Linked DNA regions of Mus musculus: region 1 is linked to region 2. The links are chromatin loops, found by intact Hi-C in ENCODE. Cell type or tissue: left cerebral cortex. All regions are shown on one strand. Links, peaks and the distances in the headings refer to the core of each region. The heading gives the core; the rest is flanking DNA.

Region 1 (10,718 bases), core at 1,876-9,875, 59 kb after region 2:
GAGATATAAACAATAAAGAGATAGAGAGATAGATACATGCAAAATCGAATAGTTTCTTCTTTTTTTTTTTTTTTTTTTTTGGTTTTTTGAGACAGGGTTTCTCTGTATAGCTCTGGCTGTCCTGGAACTCACTCTGTAGACCAGGCTGGCCTCGAACTCAGAAATCCGCCTTCCTCTACCTCCCAAGTGCTGGGATTAAAGGCGTGCACCACCATGCCCGGCTCGAATAGTTTCTTGAAAGCTGTTGTGGACATTTCCAGAGGGCATGGCTATTGCAGAGAATACAACGTTGCTAGAGACACAAGCTTACCTAGCGAGGCCACATTGTGGTAGTTCTCCATCATCACATCCTTGTACAAATTCCTCTGTTCTAAGTCCAGGGACTCCCACTCCTCCTGCGAGAAGGCTATGGACACATCACTGAACACCACTGACACCTGGATGACAAACCACTGTTACAGCTAAAGCAGAAAAGAGACTTTAAAGCACTTTTAAAGCATCGTTTATGGAGGAAGTATGAAAGAGGCACTGTGGGAAGTGTCCCATGGAGCTCATTCATCACTATGTCGCCCAGACTGGTCTCACAGGCTCCAGCTGCTTCTACCTCCAAAATGTTGGATTTAAAAGCATGCACTACCATGGCTCACAAGTGGGCCAGTGCAGTCAGCAAAACTGCCAGAGCTGAAGGTTACACGGTAGAAAACTGGGGGTCCTGAAGCAACATCCTAATATGCTCAAGAGGATCCTGTTGCTACTTTTCTCCTCCTCCTCTTCTCCTCTAACTTCCATCCTCTCTCCTATATTTTTCAGACAGGAATCCTGGTTGTGAGCCATCACGTTCAGCTGCTATATACTTTGCATAGGTCAGTCTGTCTGGAAAAGAGTAGACTGGTGCAGCTGAACCTGCCTCTGGTTCCAGCGCATGAGAGGCACGATGACTGTGTGCTGCTTGGTCTCTGTCAATCTGACAGAAGCTAGAGTCACCTGGGAATGGAGAGCCTCAATTAAGATACTGTCTCTAGGGAGACGTGGCTCAGTGGTTAAGAGCACTGACTGCTCTTCTGAAGGTCCTGAGTTCAAATTCCAGCAACCACATGGTGGCTCTCAACCATCTGTAATGGGATCTGACGCCCTCTTCTGGTGTGTCTGAAGACAGCTAAAGTGTACTCACATACATACATGTAATAAATAAGTAAAATCTTTAAAAAGAAAAAAGAAATAAAAGAAACTGACTCTATCACACTAGTCAGAGCATGTCTACAGGACATTTTCTTTCTTTCTTTCTTTCTTTCTTTCTTTCTTTCTTTCTTCCTTCCTTTCTTTCTTTCTTTCTTTCTTTAAAGATTTATTTATTATTATATGTAAGTACACTGCATCTGACTTCAGACACACCAGAAGAGGGCGTCAGATCTCATTACGGGTGGTTGTGAGCCACCATGTGGTTGCTGGAATTTGAACTTAGGACCTTCAGAAGAGCAGTCAGTGCTCTTACCTGCTGAGCCATCTCTCCAGCCCTACAGGACATTTTCTTGATTGATGTGGGAGCATTCAGCCCACTGCAGGTGACACAGCCCTGGTCAGGAGGTCCTGGGTTGTTGTACAAGAAAGGTGACTGAGCAAGCCACGAGGAGCAAACCAGTAAGCTCTCCTCTATGGTCGGTACCTCCGTCCTTGCCTTCCCTTCATAATGGACTGCAAGCTGTAAAATGAAATAAATAAGCCCTTCCTTCCCTCTATTGCTCTCTGGTCATGGTGTTTATCACAGCAACAGAGAGCTGCTAGGACAGATGTGATGAACACTGCAGGCGAGGGTCAAGAGTGAGAGACTAGGGAAGGATACAGAGAGAATACCTGTGTATTGTATGGATGCATCACCTGTCAATTAAAAAGCCTATGGCCTATGGCTTAGGCAGGAAATAGAGGTGGGACATCCAGGAAGAGAAAGGATTCTGGGATAGAGCCAGGTGCAGGGAGATCTGCCTAGGAAGACATGAGGAGACCGGCACATGGTACCTGAGCCACATGGCAGGATGTAGGTTAAAACAAATGGGTTATTTTTATTTCTCATCTAGTCAGAGAAGAGCCCAGCTATCTGGCAGTGTTTCCAGAAAAAGAACATGAACAGTTAACTCACACGGGCCATGGTTTAGAAACCCAACAGCTGCTCAGTCTTCCTTGGAGTTTATTTCTCGGAAGAAGCAGAGTCCACGGAGGCCAGGGCTGGGGGAGGAAAACGAGTCCGTGAGATTTTGCCTCACAAGTCCCCAGTGACATCTCCATCTACAGCCACGTCATCCTGCCCAGTCTCCTTCAGTTTCAAAAGCATGGCTGGATTCACCAGACTTACTGAGAGAAAGTCCCAAGAGCCAGGGCTGGCAGCCACGACCACTGGGAATCTGTTTCTCAGCGTCTCCACAGCCAAGCGGACTTATAAACTGCCCTGATCCTCCTGCCTCCACCTGCAGATATTACAGGCATGCACAACTGTTCCTAATTTTGATGAGTGTTTTATATCTTATATTGTATCGTCAGGGTTGCTATTTAGTATATTTATGCCGCTGATCAGAAAACCCACAATAAAAGAAATTAAATCAAAGTGTCGACACTGGGAGTTCGGAAGTATCATAGCTATATGTGGAAGCCTTAATCCCCTGACACAGCCAGCTCTCAATGAGGCCTAGCCCCAGCTTGCGAACCCCAGAGTCCCTGCTCCAATTACAGAGCCTTCACCTTCATGAATCACTGGAAAACAGAAAAGATATCAAACTACCAGGATATAAAATCTCACTTCAAGAGTATCAATGCTCACATTATCAAGAATATGAGGAAATGGACATTCTAGCCCCTATGCCATGGATCCAATTTAAAAGTACCCACAAGTAGCATTTAATCCAGGCAAACTGTATGACTCAGAAATTCTACTCTAGGGACTAAAGAAAATAATTATATATATGCTCATTGTGATGGATGGTATATGGTTGGCCCAGGGAGTGGGACTATTTGGAGGTGTGGCCTTATTGGAGTAGGTGTGTCACTGTGGGCATGGACTTTAAGATCCTTTTCCTAGCTGCCTGGAAGCCAGTCTTCTAGCAGCCTCCAGATGAAGATGTAGAACTTCAACATCTTCCAGAATGGCCCTTCCTTCACCATGCCTGCCTGGATGCTGCCATGTCCCTGCCTTGATGATAATGGACTGAATCTCTGAACCTGTAAGCCAGCCCCAATTAAATGCTGTCCCTCTAAGAGTTGCTTTGGGGGTCTGGAGAGATGGCTCAGCAGTTAGGAGCACTGACTGCTCTTCCAGAGGTCCTGAGTTCAATTCCCAGCAACCACATGGTGGCTCACAACCATCCGTAATGAGATCTGATGTCCTCTTCTGGTGTGTCTGAAGACAGCTACAGTGTACTTACATATAATAAATAAATATTTGGGCCAGAGTGAGAAGAAAGAAATAAGAGTTGCCTTGGTCATGGTAACTGTTCTAGCAGTAAAACCCTAACTATGACACTCATCAAAGATGCACATCAAAGTATGCTGACAGGGCTGGAGGGGTGGCTCGGCTAGTAAAGATACTTCCTCGCAAGACTGATGACCTGGGTTCATCCCTAGAGCCCACATGGAAGAAGAGAATGAGTCCCACAAATTGTACATGCAATCTGTGGGAGGGACACATTAACAAACACACACCTATAAATAAATACCTACATATACATACATACATACATGCACACACACACACAAGCAAGCAGGCAAGGGGGTACACTGAAAGACATTGTCCATAACAGAAAAAAACTTGTAAAAAACAGATATCCTTCAATAGGAAAGAGACTAAGTAATACAGCATCAACAGGGATCCCATCACAGATGGTGTGAGCCACCGTTGCAGGGAATTGAACTCAGGACCTCTGGAAGAGCAGTCAGTGGGCTTAACCATTGAGTCATCTCTCCAGCTCGTGACACATATCTTTAAGTGTCAAGATAGAACTGTGTTTGCTTCATACTGCTAAGTTACAAATTCAGGTAACTACACGTTGGACTGTCACTCGGTACTTACCTGTATTATTGCGTGTATATGAATGTGGTGTGTGGCTACACAGATGCCACAGCACACATGTGGAAATAGGAGGAAAACTCGCAGGAGTCGCTGGATCAAACTCAAGCTCTCAGGCTGGACAGCAAGCTCCTCCACCCACTGAGCCATTTACCTGGCCATCATTCCTTAACAAAAACAAGCAAACCAAAAATAAAACCTGGGAATGAGGACTAAAGAAATGGCTCAACAGTTAAGAGTATATATGGCAGCCAGGAGGTGGTGGCATACACCTCTAAGCCAGCACTCAGGAGGCAGGGGCAGATGGATCTCTGAGATAGAATTATAGAGCAGGATAGTCTGGTCTACAAAGTGAATTCCAGGACAGCCAGGGCTACACAGAGAAACTGTATCAAAAAAATAAAACAAGGGGGCTGGAGAGATGGCTCAGCTGTTAAGAGCACTTACTGCTCTTCCAGAGGTCCTGGGTTCAATTCCCAGTAAGTACATGAGGGCTCACAAACATCTGTAACGGGATCTGATACCCTTTTCTGGTGTGTCTGAACACAGCAACTGTTCTTACATACATAAAATAAATAAATCTTTAAAAAAATAACAAAACAAACAAAAACGAGTGTATAGTGCTCTTATAGAGGATCCCAGTTCAATTCCCAGCACCTATCTGAAAGTGGCTCATAACTACGCTAAACTTCAGTCCAGGAGGATCCCATCCCTGCCTCTGGTCTCTGGGCACCAGAACTTACATGTACATACATGTAAGTAAATAAATGATAAAAGATGTACAGAGAATCCTTTATAAAAATAGGAAGGGAGGGGGGTGGCTCACGATCTGCAAAGCAATCTCATGCCGTCTTCTGGCACATAGGTGTATAGTCAGACAGAGCATTCACATACATTAAATAAATATTCTTTTAAAGATTTATTTATTATATATACAGTGTTCCACCTGAATGTATGCCTGCAGGCTAGAAGAGTGCACCACATCTCACTGTAGATGTCTTCAGACACACCAGAAGAGGATGTCGGATCCCATTACAGATGGTTGTAAGCCACCATGTGGGTGCTGGGAATTGAACTCAGGACCTCTGGGAGAGCAGCCAGTGCTCTTAAGCACTGAGCCATCTCTCCAGCCCAATAAATAAATCTAAAAGGAAAGGAAAGGATGTGGGACACTAGGAGGAAGAGAGGATTCAGGGAAATAGTGAGAGAATAAAAGGTGGCACAGAGAGAGGCTCTGAGAGAGACACTGGGAGAGACATTAAAGAAGAAGCAGGTCGACACTGAGGAAAGGTAAACTAACCAATTAGTAGACATAGAATAGTTTGAATGGGTTAAATAAACTACAAGCTAGTCTTGAAGCAAGGCATTTAATAATACATAATTAGTCCCAGAGTTGTCATTTTGGGAGCAGAGGCTGGAAGGATAAACGGATTTTTTTTAAAGACTTTTTTATGTATGTGAGTGCACTATAGCTGTCTTCAGACACACCAGAAGAAGGCATTAGATCCCATTACAGATGGTTGTGAGCCACCATGTGGTGGCTGGGAATTGAACTCAGGACCTCTGGAAGAGTGTTCTTAACCGCTGAGCCATCTTTCCAGCCCCCCCCTTTTTTTTTTTACAAAAATAAATCTTAAAAATAAATGTACATCACAATTAAGTAGATACCCATACACACCACTCCCTTGGTGTTGGAATCACCCCTAATCACCACATTAACAAACAGCTGCTGTTTACTAAGCATTTGGTATTTATGAATATCAGCAACTGTTCTAAGAGCTCTACAGCATAGTATTAAAAATAAAACCCAGCTATAAAAATAAAGCCCGATCTCCTTGGAGGGAGGGTTGTCGTCCTGTCCCCCCCCCCCAAAAAAAAAAACACTGAAAAGCGGATACGTATGTACGTACAGGCACTGGGTGGTGTAAGGAGTCAGGCTCTGTTTCTAAGAACCAGACATTTAAAAATAACAAATGTTCTGATCCACTAAAAAATTAAAGTGCCTTTCACAGATCCAAGAGGTAAGATTGACCCCCCCTGACCTTACCTTTTAAACAGGCAACAGCGATTTATCCCTCCCCTTCCTGTGAGCACTTAAAGGCAGGCTGGAGTAGGAGCGAATGTTAACGTCCAAACTTTTCTCGGAGCCTTGTCCAGCCTAGTTAAATCAAAGCACAAGACACAACCAATCGGTCACCACCACCCATCACTCACACCCGGGAGCGAGTTCAGCTGTCCTGCCCTGGTACCTAAGAAAGGCCAGGGCGGCAGATGGCCAGGAAGTTTACAATAGCTCCCTAGGTGGATCGCACACAGCCTGTCCAGCGAGTGACTGTATCTGAGCACGTGTGGCGTGTTGGGGGTAACCCCAGGGAACCAGCCAAGGGTGTGTGTGTTGGGGATCGGGGACCATCTTTCAGACCCCTCTCAAGACCCGGAGCTCTTTGCTTTGTTTACTGGGAGTCTTGTGTGTTGCTCAGGTGAATGGCTGGGGAACCATTCCTCTTTGGGACTGATGTGGCTACACCGCAGCCGAGCCTGGGGCCAGAATCACACACACCAGGACCTCGGCAACCTCGCTCACACAACCGCTCTGCACCCCATTCACTCGCACAAATGCCATCACGCCGTGGCTTCCGGGCCGCACTCAGTCGCGGTGGCTGCCACCCCGACGCCCTGCCACGCCCAGCAGGCACAGCTCGCCACTGTGGTCCCCACGCAGCAAGCCGAGGCGCGGACCCAGTATGAGGGGCGCGGGGCCTCCCTGTCCCCGCCCTTACCCCCTGCTCCCTGCAGCACCTTCACTAAGTTCACGGAACTGGGACCCAGGCTCGGCTCAGTTGCCCCGCCCCACGCGCTGAGGTGACAGTGGCTGCATCTCCAGACCCCCGAGAGCCTACAGGGCGTTGCGCGGGGACTGCTGGGAGGGACAGCCGCACGCACCGCGTGCGCATGCGCCACACTCACTGTGTGCTCCGTTTGGGACCAGGACAGGGAGAGGAGCAGAACCTCAACTCTGATTAAGTATTTGAGGAAAATCGGATTTTCGTTTGGAGATTTGTGCATTTGATATAGTCATGTTTGTTGTGGAGGTGACTGCAAATGACTACGTCTTAGAATAAGATTTTAAAGGACATTCCTATCATGTAGTTTGCTTTTACCCAGGTTCTTAAGATTTTCTTCTTTCTTAACCAGGATTTTTTTTTTTTTTTTGGAGAGACAGGGTTTCTCTGTGTAGTCCTGGTTGTCCTGGAACTCACTCAGTAGACGAGGCTGGCCTTGAACTCAGAAATCCTCCTGCCTCTGCCTTCCAAATGCTGGGATTAAAGTGCTGGATCATCAACTTAAATACCTTTCGTTCCTATATTTTTAAATTGCCAGAAAATAAATAATAAAATGGTTGAGCTGGTATGTGCCTATATTCTTATCACTTTGAAGGCAGAAGAATCACTCAAAAGTTTGAGGCCAGCCTGAGTTACATAGTGAGTTCCAAGCCAGCCAGGGCTATATAAGACCTGGTCTCAAGTATATAAAGTAAACGTGATGGTTAAATTTCTGATTAATTGATCATCTATAATTATATTCTCTAATGCTACAGCTTGTGGAAAGTTAAGCCTTTCAGTAAATAGGGATAACAATGAATACTAAGCAGTGACTAACGAAGGCACAGCCCTACCCTGATAAAACAATGAGTCAGGTGGTAGAATCACTCCCACATGGAACATGCTATATAGCACATAAACATGATTAATTAAAAAAAAAAAAAAAAAAAACTCGGGGGCTGGTGAGATGGCTCAGTGGGTAAGAGCACCCGACTGCTCTTCCGAAGGTCCGAAGTTCAAATCCCAGCAACCACATGGTGGCTCACAACCATCTGTAATGATCGACTCCCTCTTCTGGAGTGTCTGAAGACAGCTCAGTGTACTTATATACAATAAAAATAAATAAATCTTTAAAATAAATAGATAAATAAATAATTCTTAAAAAAAAAAAAAAACTGATCTCAGGCAGAACTTGCCATCTCATGAAATAAACTACTGATTATGATTACTCTTGGGGAAAATAAGGTCAAAAGGTGTTGTTGTCTTATTTATGTTTAAATCTTCCATGAGAAAACACACCTGTTTTATTTCTAGTTTTAAAATTAATAACTTTCAAGCCAGAGAGATGGCGCAGTGGAGTTTGCTGTGCATTCTCTGGGAACCACATGGGAGAAGGAGAGAACCAATTTCCCCTGTGACCTCTACACCAGGGATGCTGTACAAACTAAAACTTAAAATAATCAAATGTGGCCGGGCATGGTGGCGCACACCTTTAATCCCAGCACGTGGGAGGCAGAGGCAGGCCGATTTCTGAGTTCGAGGCCAGCCTTGTCTACAAAGTGAGTTCCAGGACAGCCAGGGCTATACAGAGAAACCCTGTCTCGAAACAAACAAACAAACAAACAACAAAACAAACAAAGAAATCAAATGTGGAGCTGGACATGGCAGCACATACCTTTAATCTCAGCACTCACGCTGGGAGGAGAGGCAGAGGGATCTCTCTTGTGTATGAGGCCAGCCTGGTCTACATGATGAGTTCCAAGATAACTGAGGTAATGTAGAGAGACCCTGTCCCTCCAAAAATCAAATAAATAGATAGATACATACATACAGATGGGGCTTAGGAGATGGCTCACTGGTTAGGAATACCAGTTGCTTTTACAGAAAACACAAGTTCATTCCTCAGCACCCATATGGCAGCTTATAAACACGTATAACCCCAGCTCCTGGTGATTCGATGCTCTTAAAAGTCAGAGGTACACACACACACACACACACACACACACACACACACACTCACTCACTCACGAAGACACTCATACACATAAAATGTCCAAAACATGGTATAGATATGCCTAGGAACAATGTCCATCAGGGGCACATATTTTAGCATGTATCATGAAAAAGAATATCTGAAAGAAACAAGGCCCACCAGGAGGCTCCTAGAGTGATTTATCAGTCACACAGTGTCAAGGCAAGAGTCCTGGGATTGCTACATTTTGTTGTTTTGTTTTTTCCAGGCAAGGTTTCTCTGTGAAGTAGTCCTGGCTGTCCTGGAACTTTCTAAGTAGACCAGGCTGGACTCGTGTCTCCCATGTGTCACCGTGACCTGATTGTCAACTTGAGACTCAGAATCACAAGGCACGTCCTCTGGGAGGCTGGGGCTGGGGCTGGGAGAATGGGGCATTTTCAGACAGTTTACCTGAAGTCAGAAGAAACATCCTAAATTTAAGAAAAAGAAAGGGGTGGGGCCTGGGATGGAAGAAATGGCTCAATCGTTAGCATTTACTGTATGTACTTCCAGAGGACCCGAGCCATTCCTAACACCCACATGGTGGCTCAAAACCATCAGTGTGCACATAAACACGAATACAATGGTGCACACATGCATGCATGCATGCATACAGGCAAAACACTCATACACATAAGAATTTTTGTAATCAAGCTGACTACAGGCATTCCATCTTTCTGCTTCCTGACTGCAGACTCCATGTGACCACGTACCTTTTGCCATTCTTGTTCTGCCAACCTGTATCCTCAAACTGTGAACCACATTGAACTCCACAGCAGGAAAGACAGAAAGGTAATCTCAGAGCCACAGGAAAAGGCTTGCAGAGGAAAAGGGCTCTGCTCCAGAGACCTGATTGGCTTTCAAATAAGCCCACAAAAGGCAGACTCCAAACTCCACTGATAAGGACCTAACAGCACATAAAAACATGGGCTTTCATCTTTAATCCCAGCACTTGGGAGGCAGAGGCAGCAGGATCTCTGGGAGTTCGAAGCCAGCTTGGTCTGCAGGGTGAGTTCTAGGACAGCTAGGGCTACAGAGAGAAGCCCTGTCTTGGAAAACAAAAAACAAAAAACAAAAACATAACACAATGCCCTTCTCACCACCACCAACAAAAAAATGCTTTCCAAAGGTCATCAGGTCATCTTGTCAAAGTCAGCATATTAACTGATCTCAGGACTCGAGAGACGGCTCAGCAGATAAGAGCACTGGCTACTCTTACAAAGGACCAGGGTTCTGTTCCCACCACTTACATGGTGGCTTAGAACCACTTGAAAACTGTTCCAGGGACTCCAGTCCTTTCTTTAGGCCTCCAGGACACCAGGCACACAGCTGGTGCACATACATGCATATGTGCAGGCAAATCACTCAGGCACACAAAATAAAAGAAATAAAACTTAAAGAAAATTGCTCTGGTTAGCGCTAGACGCTACTTTTCCAGAAGCCATCTCCACAAGGGGTGTCAAGAACAGCAATTAGGCCGTGCTCACGTGGGCTTTAAATGATGTATAACCTCCTGCTCCTAGCACTCTTCCGTAAGTGCGTTATCCTCCTCACAAACCACCATACAACTCGACTTACTAAGGAAAAAACATCTTCTAACTCTCTTCTTTAGGTTTTTCAAGACAGGGTTTCTCTGTGTAACCCTGGCTGTTCTGGAATTCTCCCTGTAGACCAAGCTGGCCTCTGCCTCCTGAATGCTGGGATTAAAGGCGTGCACCACCACCCAGATAAATTCTTTAACTCTTAATCTTATTACAAGTGACTCTTTGCTGGGATGTCAGAAAGGCGATGCTTTCTTAGCCATCTTTACAGAGGTTAACTTGTGAGCCACCAA
Region 2 (10,718 bases), core at 805-8,804:
TCCAGTCAGAGGTACAGTGGAGAATTTCTGTGGTCTCAACCAAGAACCTGGTGAGGCAGCTAGAGATGAGACTGAAGCTCTTAGCAGGAAAGGCCTGCTCCCTGAGTGCCTGTGTCAAGACTCAAGGAGTGGGGTGGGAAGTTTGGAGAGAGAGAGAGAGAGAGAGAGAGAGAGAGAGAGAGAGAGAGAGAGAGAGAGAGAGAGAGAGAGAGAGATATTGAGAACAGACCTGTGATAACTACGATGTACTACTCCTTGTAGTTTGTGTCCTGCATGTACTGCTCGGTAGACAGTGGGCAAATCAGACATGCTGAGCAGCTTGGCATGTGTTTGCTGTGCTTTGTTGCCAGGGTAGGGCAACAGGTGCTGTCGCTCAGGGTGCTGCGCTGGACAGGAGGAAATGGGTGCTCTCCAATGCCTGTGGTACCATCCTCCACCTTTCTACTTGCCAGTTTGCAGGCTATCCATGGTCTCTGGGTTTGGTCTTAGTCACATGTACCACTTAGGAGCAGATGCACAGTATATTCTGCTCTTCAGCCTTCTCCATCCTGACTCTTGGGTACATTTGCTCAAGAATGTAGTGACCACAGTCCACTTGGGAAGATGTCAGGGCAACTGTGAAGAAAAAACTGACACAGTCGAGTCTCTGGCCTGCCACAAGTGGCAGCTGCCTCTGTCAGTTACAGTTTGCATTTTATGCTTTTTTTTTCCAGCTTCCCCTCAACCCTTCTGCGTTGAAATGTTGAAACTTGAACTGCCAGATGCAACTGTGGAATTGCCTGAGGGTTTGTAGAGAAAGGGAGGGAAGTTGCTGGGTGTAATGTTTCAGCCACACAGACTAAGCAATCTCTTGATTCTTGTATTTAGCTTTCAAAATGCCCTTGGCATGCCAATCTGTGTGATCGCACTAAATCCTGTTAAAACACTACAGGCCAACTTTATTAACCAAAATGGATAACAACCCCTTATATTTTAAATAAAATCCAATTTGTTTATATATAAAAAGAAACTCCTGAAAGTGTGTGGCAGCGCTCTCCTGAGACTGGGACTCAGCATTGCATAGGGATGCCGGCTAGGAACGCATCAGCACTGGTGTGGGGTTTTTACCCCATGCCTTGTGTTCTGTGGCTTCTGCTCTAGTCTGGTGTGACTCTCATGTCTGCCTGTATCTGCTCTAGTCTGGTGTGAGGCTCGTGTCTGCCCGTGTCGCAGAACTGAGAGGGATAGTTTCTCCTGGGCCGCACTGTTTGGGTGAGTCTGAGAAGATGCAGCGGCGTCCAAGCTTTGTACACACAAAACAAGAAGTCAGCCTGTTAGCTGCTCTCTACTTTTGCTCTGAAATAGTCTCCATAGGTCAGGCTGTCATCCTCTCTCCTCTTAGTTCCTTACCAATCCTGGACTCCAGAAACTATACTATCTTCTTTAAAGACTAAAATTTTCCTTTTTAAAAATGAAAGCATTTACATAGTCCTAAGTCTGCATCTTGATAAATTTGCACACAGACATATGTGTCTACTTTAGAAGAGATAATAGAATGTCTAGTCCACTTCCCAGCAGTGTCCTCTGCCCCTTTCCTCGGAAGACTCCAATCTAAAGTCACCAGTTCTAACTTCCATCCTGGATTAGTTTGCACATTCTAGCCCTTCACATAAGTGGAATCGGGCACCGTCGGCGGCAGCTGCCTTTGTTTGCTCAGATCCTGGGAGCTTTCGCCACACTGCTGTCTCAGTAGCTTCTTTTTATTAGCAGTGTTCCCACAACTAACTTATCCAGCCACCTGTCGGGGAATAGCCCAACAGCTTCCAGTTTGGGGGCTGTCAGCAAGGAAGCAACCAGAGCATCCACCTCATGCAGAGAAGCATTTCGTCTCTCCTGACTAGATGAACAGAGAGGCAAGGGTCGCTGGGTAACGTGAGGTGTATGTTTATGAAAACTCATCATTTGTAGTGCTGTTAATTCCATCCTAATAGTTTCCTTGCTTAGCGCAGCGAGCCGTGGAAATGCGGGTCACAGTGGTAATTTTGACGGATGACTGCACCAGCAGATAACAGATGGTGCCAGCTGCGCAAAGCGCCTGTGCCAGACCCACGGGGAGCTTCAGCAGCTGCCTCAGGAGCATGACTGACGCTGTTCCCATGTAACTAACTGGCGCTGCTTCTGCTCCAACTAAATTTAACAACTGAGCAACACAAAAGCCATTTACATGTACCAAGTATGCCCAGTATAGTCTCTGTTAGTGAGCTGGGCGGAAGAGTGGTGGTTTCCCACCACTGTTTTAGATTTCTTCCGCATGATTCACGATGTCTTGTTCTCTTCTTCTTATGTATGAGATTTATTAAAAGTTACTAACATCATAGAGGAGCAGACAGACACCAACACGATGGGGAGCGCTCAGCCCATGTCACAGCATGGCAGTCTGTCCCTTTTGTCAGTCTCAGAAGAAGGGGAGATTCTGTGACACATGTCTGATGGATGGTTATCAGTAGTTTCAGTGAAGCTGTCTCTGTGACCTGGAGGCAGTGTTAGCCTGGAAGTGGGGACGAGCAGGAATCTAGAAAAACAAGTTTGTAGAGGACCTTTAGACACTGGCGGGCCCCAGCTAACATTCTTGAGGGTTTGGGGTTTTTTTGTTGTTGTTATTGGTGGTGGTGGTTTGTTTTTTTGTTTTTGTGTTTTGGTTTTTTTCTTTTTTCTTTAGCCAGATGACAGGAGAGGGAGGGGAGACACTTGCGGATTGAGTAGTTCTTTTCCTGCTGGGCAGAGGTGGATAAAGACTTATCCAAGAAGTCTTAGGACAGTCTCTAGTGTGGGAAATCCTAGCGGAGAAGGGTGCCATGGGGGAGGGGTCTCCACGCCTGCTGATGTCTGCTAGCTTCCTAACCCTAAAATTTAAATTATGTCAGTGGACAGTGAGTCACCCTAGACAGTGACATGGGAATAGGCAATCAGTTACACTTTGGAAGCAGCTGCTGAAGTAGCTTCTACTTCCAGCTAGAAATGGGACTTAGATGCACTTAGGGTTTCCGCTCTTGCTACTAGGCACTGCAGGACGACTAAGGAGATTCAGACAGAGGGAGTTAGGCTGTCCCAGGGCCATGTGAGTGAGGATGGGCAGTTTGAGGGACTGAGAACTTGGTACTTGTTTGTCCCCTAGTCTGGCCAAGGGAGCTGCAAGTGGAGGCGTGGCGGGTTTCTCACACCAGGAGGAGCATGGCGGGTTCCTAAGCTTGCTTTTCTGGAGGCAGGCTCTGGCTGCGCAGCAAGTGTTCACTCCCACCAGCGTGGGAAAGGAGCAGGAAACGGGATTTCCAAACACAGAGAACATGGCTAATTAATTAGATCCACTTGAGAAGGCTAACAAACAATCTTCATGAATCTTTAACTCTTCCTAGTATATGACAAATGTCACAGATGGTAAACCAAGGCAGAATACATGTCCTTAGATTAAAGACAATAGTTTCTTATGCAAGCCGGGAGGACACTGACCCAGTACTGGGATTTCCCAGAAAATTCCACTCTCAGCTTAGTCTCCAGAAGGCTGGAACAGTGGTAGCGCACACCTTTAGTCTCGGTACTCAGGAGGGAGGGGGAGGTGGAGGGGGATCTCTGTGAGTTTGAGGCCAGTCTGGTCTACAGAAAGAGTTACAGGACAGAAAATAACAAGAAAGGGGGGTAGGCAGGGATGAGTTCTGATGCTGTCCCCATCTCAGAAGCTCCAGTGGTTTTTAAATTTTGTTCAGCTGGCTGTAAGTTGAGGTACACATACCCTTTCCTCAGACTCAGTTACTTTGCTCAAGTAGCTCACAGAACTCAGACTAGGGGGAGATTAAAAATTGGCAGAAATACAGCTTACTGGTTGGAATGATTGTGACTTCATGAAAACCTGGCTTGTAGCTGCACGAGGCAGTAGGGGTGTAGAGCTCTGGCTGGCTCTTGCTCAGTCTGGGTGACTTGGTGGGACATGGCAGCACTGAAAGGGGGGACAGGGGAGGTGACTGAGGAATCTGACCTCCGGAATGAAGATTTAGGCCACCCTGCTTGTAAAACATAAGGACTGGTTGGTCCTTTAAATGCCTGTAGAAGCCCAGAATGTTGAAGTACAGTGGTAGAGAATAAATACATTCTTGAAAAGGAAGCTACAACCCTATAGGTGGAACAACAATATGAACTAAGCAGTACCCCTGAGTTCTTGACTCTAGCTGCATATGAATCAGAAGATGACCTAGTCGGCCATCACTGGAAAGAGAGGCCCATTGGACTTGCAAACTTTATATGCCCCAGTACAGGGGAACGCCAGGGCCAAAAAGCGGGAGTGGGTGGGTAGGGGAGTGGGGGGGAGGGTATGGGGGACTTTTGGGATAGCATTGGAAATGTAAATGAGGAAAATACCTATTTAAAAAAAAAAAGAAAAGAAAAAGGAAGCTACAGGCTTTAAGCATAATGTGTATCCATTACAGATGTAAAGGCTGCTATTAACTTTGTATATTTTATCTTATTACATGTGTTTATATATTATCTTTGTTTTTTAAATTTTTATTTTATATACAGATTTTTAGAACTTTTTTCTTTTTTTTAAGATTTATTTCTTTATTATATGTAAGTGCACTATAGCTGTCCTCAGATACTCCAGAAGAGGGCATCAGATTTCGTTAGGGATGGTTGTGAGCCACCATGTGGTTGCTGGGATTTAAACTCAGGACCTTTGGAAGGGCAGTCGGCACTCTTAACCACTGAGCCATCTCGCCAGCCATGTTTTTCTTTTTTTGTTTTTGTTTTTCTTTTTCTTTTTGTTGTTGTTGTTTGTGGGGGGTTCCTTTGTTGGTTTTTCGAGACAGGGTTTCTCTGTGTAGCCCTGGCTGTCCTGGAACTCACTCTGTAGACCAGGCTGGCCTCGAACTCAGAAATCGGCCTGCCTCTGCCTCCCAAGTGCTGGGATTAAGGGCATGCACCAGACACCCAGCTATAACATATTCTTTAGGTCATAGAGTGTTAAGTGTAGTGCACCTAAATTTGAAAAGTAATTAATACAGCCACTAATTAGCCAGTTAGTGTTGATAGCCAACTGTTAGGATTGTGCATCTTCTCATTTGCTTAGCTTCAAGTTCCTAGGTAGGACTGAAGAGCTAAGTTGTCATAAGGGAGCGTAAACATGTGTCTGATGCTGTAAAGGAACTGGGCAGCCAGAGGGAAAGGCTGCCAACTCCAGTTTATGTCCTGATTGAAGGTTTAGTTACTCCTTGGCATGAACTGTGATTCGCCACTTAACAGCGGGTGTGATGTTAAGCTTAGTCAGTAGAGGGTGCAAGAGGGACACTGAAGAAAGAGCTCCTTTTGACTCTGCTTGCTGCATTTTCTGCTTCCTTTCTCCTATGTTAGAGACATTAGTAGGTGTGTATAAGGGACACTCCATGATGCCCAGCATCAGCTGTGGCCCAGTGAGCACAGTGGACTCTTGTCCTTGGGAGCTGGGTCTACACTGGCTGGAGTCTGACTGGCATGTACTCCCAACCGTAGAAAGCCTTCGTAACTCCTGGTTACAAAGGACCACAGCTGCCAGCACTCTCCAACCCTCTGCATGCATGCCGCTCTCCAGTGCTGTGACTACTGTTCCTCAGGCTAGCTCTAGGTTCAAGGTGGGAGTTCTGGAACCCTTAGCGCTCCCATCCTCATCTGTAGATGCCGAAGACTGAAGGACAGCAGTTTACACACTCTTAGGCAGTGTCTTCGAGCCAGACTTGGGCTCACTGTGAAATGCTGGGGCTGAAGACAGTGGAGTAAGGTTCTCCCTCAGCCAGGGACTAATCAGACGAACCCAGCCCTGCTCACCGTCTGAGATGGCTGAGATGTGACTTGTTCAAGACGGTGGCTGCAGAGACTCTGCCCCAGGATCCCAGTCTGGGTCATAAGGCCTCCTTTTTACTAAGTGAAGGTAGTGAGGTCTGGGCCTCTTTGTCCTCTTGGGATAGGTGGGATGGTGCAGGGGAATGCTCTCTCTGAGCACAGTTTCCTAACCATTTCCCACCTCTTACTCTTTCCAAGAAGCCGCAAGAGGAAGAATGAAGAGTTTTGCCTTTAAGGACATGGCCAAGGTAAGCCGCATTTCCACTTTGTTCATGGAAAAACTTCTCGGTTTCTCAATGCTGCTGAAAATCTTGGGAGACTCAGGTGGTGTGGAAAAGAGAAAGCCATGTTCGTGGAGTAGTTTTCCCACACCAGTCTAGGGAGGCTGCTTTGTACAAATAAGTCTACAACTTCCGTTTCCCAGGCTTTTGTTCATTAGAAGAACAAAGTCTTGGCAGTGAACCTGATCAGTTAGCAGAATAAGGTTATATCTGCCTAGTTTCTTTGTTGTCCCCTCTAGGGTCACTGTAGGGATGGCATTCTTGCTGAAAAGTTGTAACACCCTAGGGTGTCTGCCTGGCCTCTTCCGTGTACTTTTCTACAAGATGGAAAGCTTTGATTGCATTCTGTATGTACATTAGTAAAGAAGATTTCTGAAAAAAAATAATAATTGAACTGATCAAGAACATTAGTCACCCAGAGACACTCAGTGGTTACTGATTTTGGAGTCTTTTGTCTATGCATATGATTGGCCCCAGAAGTGTTTCCAGTGCAGGATGGCACTGACCAAAACCACCAGCTTAAGCACTTGCTGTGTCGCGGTGGCTTGAGGTTCTTCCCAATGTGATCTTATTCAATCCTAGTCACAACCCTGTGACACAGCTGTGACCATGTCATTGATTCTGCCATGTATGCTTTTAAAAATCCTTGACAATGACGTCTGTTGATGACATGCATCCTCAGCGTTCCCTGCCGCCTCCTCCAGACAGCCCCAGCCTGGTCTACAGAGTGAGTCCCAGGACAGCCAGGGTGACACAAGGAAACGAAAAACAAACAAACAAACAAAATTAAAGCACAGAGTTACAGCTAGGTTTAGAAAAGTGACCAGTTAGAAAAGTTTAATAAAGACAGACAGACAGACAGGCAGACACACACACATACACACACACACACACACACACACACGCACGTTCTGCTGTGGAACAGAGGATGCTGTACTTGCATGTACAATGACATTCCGTTGAGAAACACCATGTCATAGACTTGATGCAAAGGGCCAAGGAGAAGGCATGTTCAGAGCCCGCATGGGCACCTCTGTTCCCACACTGGCCTGCCTTTGTGGAAGGGTGCAGGTGTTTGGGGACTGTCTTCTCTGATGTCTTCTGTCTTAGTTTCTCACATGGCGTGTCTGCATGTGGTTTCAGGATCTGAGGTTCGAGGATGTGGTCATTTACTTCTCTCTGGAGGAGTGGGAGTGCTTGCGCCATTCCCACAGGAATCTGTACCGAGCTGTGATGTTGGATAACTACAGCAACCTGCTGTCACTGAGTAAGCGCATCCCCCCACTGAAGTTCAGAAGTGCCTGCTGTGATTTTCATGTCCTTTATGGAGAACGTTGACTTTATTATTATTATTATTATTATTATTATCATTATCATTATTATCATTATTAGTATGTGTATGGGTCTTTTGCCTACATGTATGTCTGTGTTTCACTTGCATGCCCATGGAAACCAGAAGAGGGCATTAGGTCCCCTAGAATTTGAGTTACTGACAGTCATGAGCCACCATGTGGCTTTTGAGGCGTGAACCCCAGTCCTCAGGAGCAGCCAGTGCTCTTAACTGCTGAGCCATCTCTCCAGCACCTATAGATAGATTTGTTTTGTTTGAGACAAAGTGCTGTGTAGCTCAGGGTGACCTTAAACTGACAATTCTCCTGCCTCAGCTTTATAGGTGCTGGGGAAATTGGCCTGCACCACCACAAGCGTTTGCTGAGTGTTTCATGAACACGTTTCAAGCTCTGGTTAAATCAGTGACGTTACGCGTGTGCACCTGCACACATACGCACAAGCGTGTCATCGCTCCCAGTGCTTTAATGTTCCCTCACCTTGATCCTTAGACATTAGATTTCTCTTTATCATTCTAGTTATTGGAGTGGGGGATGGCATGCACAAAGAGGCCAGAGGACAACTCTGGCATGGGTCCTCTCCATCCATCTTTACCCAGGTCCCAAGAACTGAATTATTTTGCCAGGCCTTTACCCATTGAGCCATCTTACTGGCCCAGTTTCTCCCTCCCACCCCTATACACTGCCCCGCTCCCGCTCTCTCTCTGTCGTTATTAGCAGAGATTTATTTTCATGCATTATATGCTGATTACATTTCCACAGTCCAAATCCACATCCTTTTTTCTGTCATTAGAAAACAAGCCGGGGCTGCAGAGACGGCTCAGCGGGTAAGAGCACTGACTGCTCTTCCTTAGGTCCTGAGTTCAATTCCCAGTAACCACATGGTGGCTCACAACCATCTGTAATAAGATCTGACTCCCTCTTGTGGAGTGTCTGAAGACAGCTACAGTGTACTTACATATCATAAGTAAATAAATCTTTTTAGAGAAGGAAGGAAGGAAGGGAGGGAGGGAGGGAGGGAGGGAGGGAGGGAGGGAGGGAGGGAGGGAGGGAGGGAGGGAGGGAGAAAACAAGCCAAGATAGGACTAAACAAATGGGAGTGGGGAGGCACAGATGTAAAAGCAGGAGAAACACACATTTATACATATAGATAGAAAACCAGTTGGAAGCCATAGTATATACGCAAAAGATCTGTTAATGTTTAAAAGAAAAAGAGAGAAAAGCTCAGACGATCAAGAGACAAAACATCCAACAATACCATTGAGTTTGTTTGGACATCTACTCTGAGCATGGGGCCTGCCACTAAGTGTGGTCTCTATACCCAGTGAGAGTCCTTTGGAGAGAATTTAACTTTCCCTTTGTGAGTTGTCAGTTGGAGAGACTAGCCTGTGTTAAGAGTGGGACTTCTGGCTGAGACCCGTTTTTCTCTCTTGGCAAACATGGACTTAATTTCTACTACGTAGCCCAGGCTTGCCTTAAACCCACAGAGTTCTACCTACCTCTGCCTCTAGAGTGCTAGGTGTAATGAAATATAATGTGGTGAGGTATCTGCCAGGCCTATGCCAAGGTGTGCCCGAGTAATTATGCCGGGCATCAGATCAGGGGTAAGGGGGTTCATTGAGGGGAGGGAGGGCCTGGAGAAAGGGTAGAGGCAGACAGATGGGAGCAGAGCCATGAGGGCAAAGAAGGGGGAGTGGGGGGATAGAGAGAGGGAGAGAGGGAGGCTGCGACTGCCCTGGAATAATACATGGGGACACAGAGAGAGAACTGTGACAAAGTCCTTTTATGTGATGGCAGTAGGTAATGACTTGAACCATAGCCTGCAAGCCAACACTAGGACTAAAGGCGTACGGCAACTCTGACATGCACAATTAATTTTCCCTTTTGTCTTTGGACAGGTCTTGCTGATACTAAGCCACGGGTGGTCTCCCTTCTAGAACAGGGCAAAGAGCCCTGGATGGTTATGAGGAATGAGACAAAAATTTGGCATCCTGGTAAGTGTTGGCCCGTGGGACTGGGGAGACCAGGGCAAATTGTCACCCAGGCCGTTTGAGCAGGTAGCTCTCTGAGGTGCTGCTGGGAAAGCTCCCTGTAGGCAAAGCCTGAGGTCTGGGGGAAGGGCGTCTTAGCACAAGGCTCTGAGTCGGAATCTGACTCCCCCACTCTCTCACCAGAATTCTGTCACAGCGTCTGCTCTCTGCAGAGAAGAGCCCGTGACAAGCAGTGTATCTGTATTTGAGTCTAGCTTTCTCTAGGCTTTTTTTTTTTGATATAGAGTTTCTCTGTGCTGGAACTTGCTCTGTAGACCAGGTTGGCCTCAAATTCACAGAGATCCTCCTGCCTCTGCCTCCCAGTACTGAGATCAAAGGCATTTGCCACCACTGCCCAACTCTCTTGGCTTTTTTAAACACCTTCATTGAGATATAACTCGAAGATCACAAAACTCATCCATGTAAAGTATGTGGAGGGCTTTAGTATCTGTGGACTTGGGTATCTATCACAGCTGTCAAATTAAAAGGTATTTTCACCACAGCCATATTTAATAGAGTCTGTCCACACCCAGCATAAGCAGCCCTGTGAGGATAGGTGTGCCTGCTGAGCATTTCACATTAGTGTTGTCAAGCAGGGTGTGGCTCACTTTCTTTTTTTTTTAAGATTTATTTATTTATTATATGTAAGTACACTGTAGCTGTCTTCAGACACACCAGAAGAGGGCATCAGATCTTGTTACAGATGGTTTTGAGCCACCATGTGGTTGCTGGGATTTGAACTCAGGACCTTCAGAAGAGCAGTCAGTGCTCTTACCCGCTGAGCCATCTCACCAGCCCGTGGCTCACTTTCATGCTGATACAATGTAACAATGTTGTCCCTTTTGTCACTTTGGATCATTGCCATTAAAAGGTTTTAGAATTCTTGTGTAAAAGCACACATCAGAAGAAAACTATGAATAATACTGGCCTTTGAACTAGCTGAGAAATGCTCCTGCCTTTTCTGACTTCTGAGAACATATATTAAAAAAAGAAGAAGAAGAAGAAGAATTTGTGTTAAAAGCTGAGAGGGACCTCAAGTCCTCACAAGAATGAGAGCTCACAAAAATGCCAGGCATGGTGATATGTGCAATATATTCCTGGCCTGGGGGAGACAGACAAGAGGCTTGCTGGGGCTCACTAGCAGCCAGAGCTGCAGGCTACTGAGAGACTGTCTCAAGGAGGTAGGTGGTGTTCCTAAGGAGGACACTGAAGGCTGTCCC

The links. A loop is a pair of places that touch in the nucleus more often than their neighbours do. Peaks named below come from ENCODE experiments on the same cell type or tissue, not always from the same donor. Only the 100,000 strongest peaks of a DNase experiment are listed, where the experiment ranks them.
Region 1: it touches region 2 in a loop (2.2-fold over the local background); 11 of 42 quality-filtered maps call a loop at or near these places.

What each region holds. Positions count from the first base shown.
Region 1 is chr7:30,065,931-30,076,648 of GRCm38, forward strand. It overlaps Zfp82 (zinc finger protein 82), which reads right to left and starts at 6,893. Exons shown (of 7, transcript NM_177889.5): 1 at 6,851-6,893; 2 at 6,099-6,209; 3 at 4,055-4,218; 4 at 2,135-2,220; 5 at 311-437. The coding sequence starts at 2,143. In left cerebral cortex, for the core only: no CTCF peak of the experiment used is centred there; DNase peaks (open chromatin) are centred at 2,127, 6,453 and 6,947; H3K4me3 peaks cover 1,458 bases; H3K27ac peaks cover 889 bases.
Region 2 is chr7:30,007,801-30,018,518 of GRCm38, forward strand. Zfp568 (zinc finger protein 568) reads left to right here. Exons shown (of 10, transcript NM_001167872.1): 7 at 6,040-6,089; 8 at 7,266-7,389; 9 at 9,367-9,462. Among named protein-coding and RNA genes, the nearest start is that of Zfp568, 29 kb to the left of the region's middle. In left cerebral cortex, for the core only: a CTCF peak has its summit at 5,292 (motif pointing right); DNase peaks (open chromatin) are centred at 1,050, 2,181, 3,216 and 5,303; H3K27ac peaks cover 1,028 bases.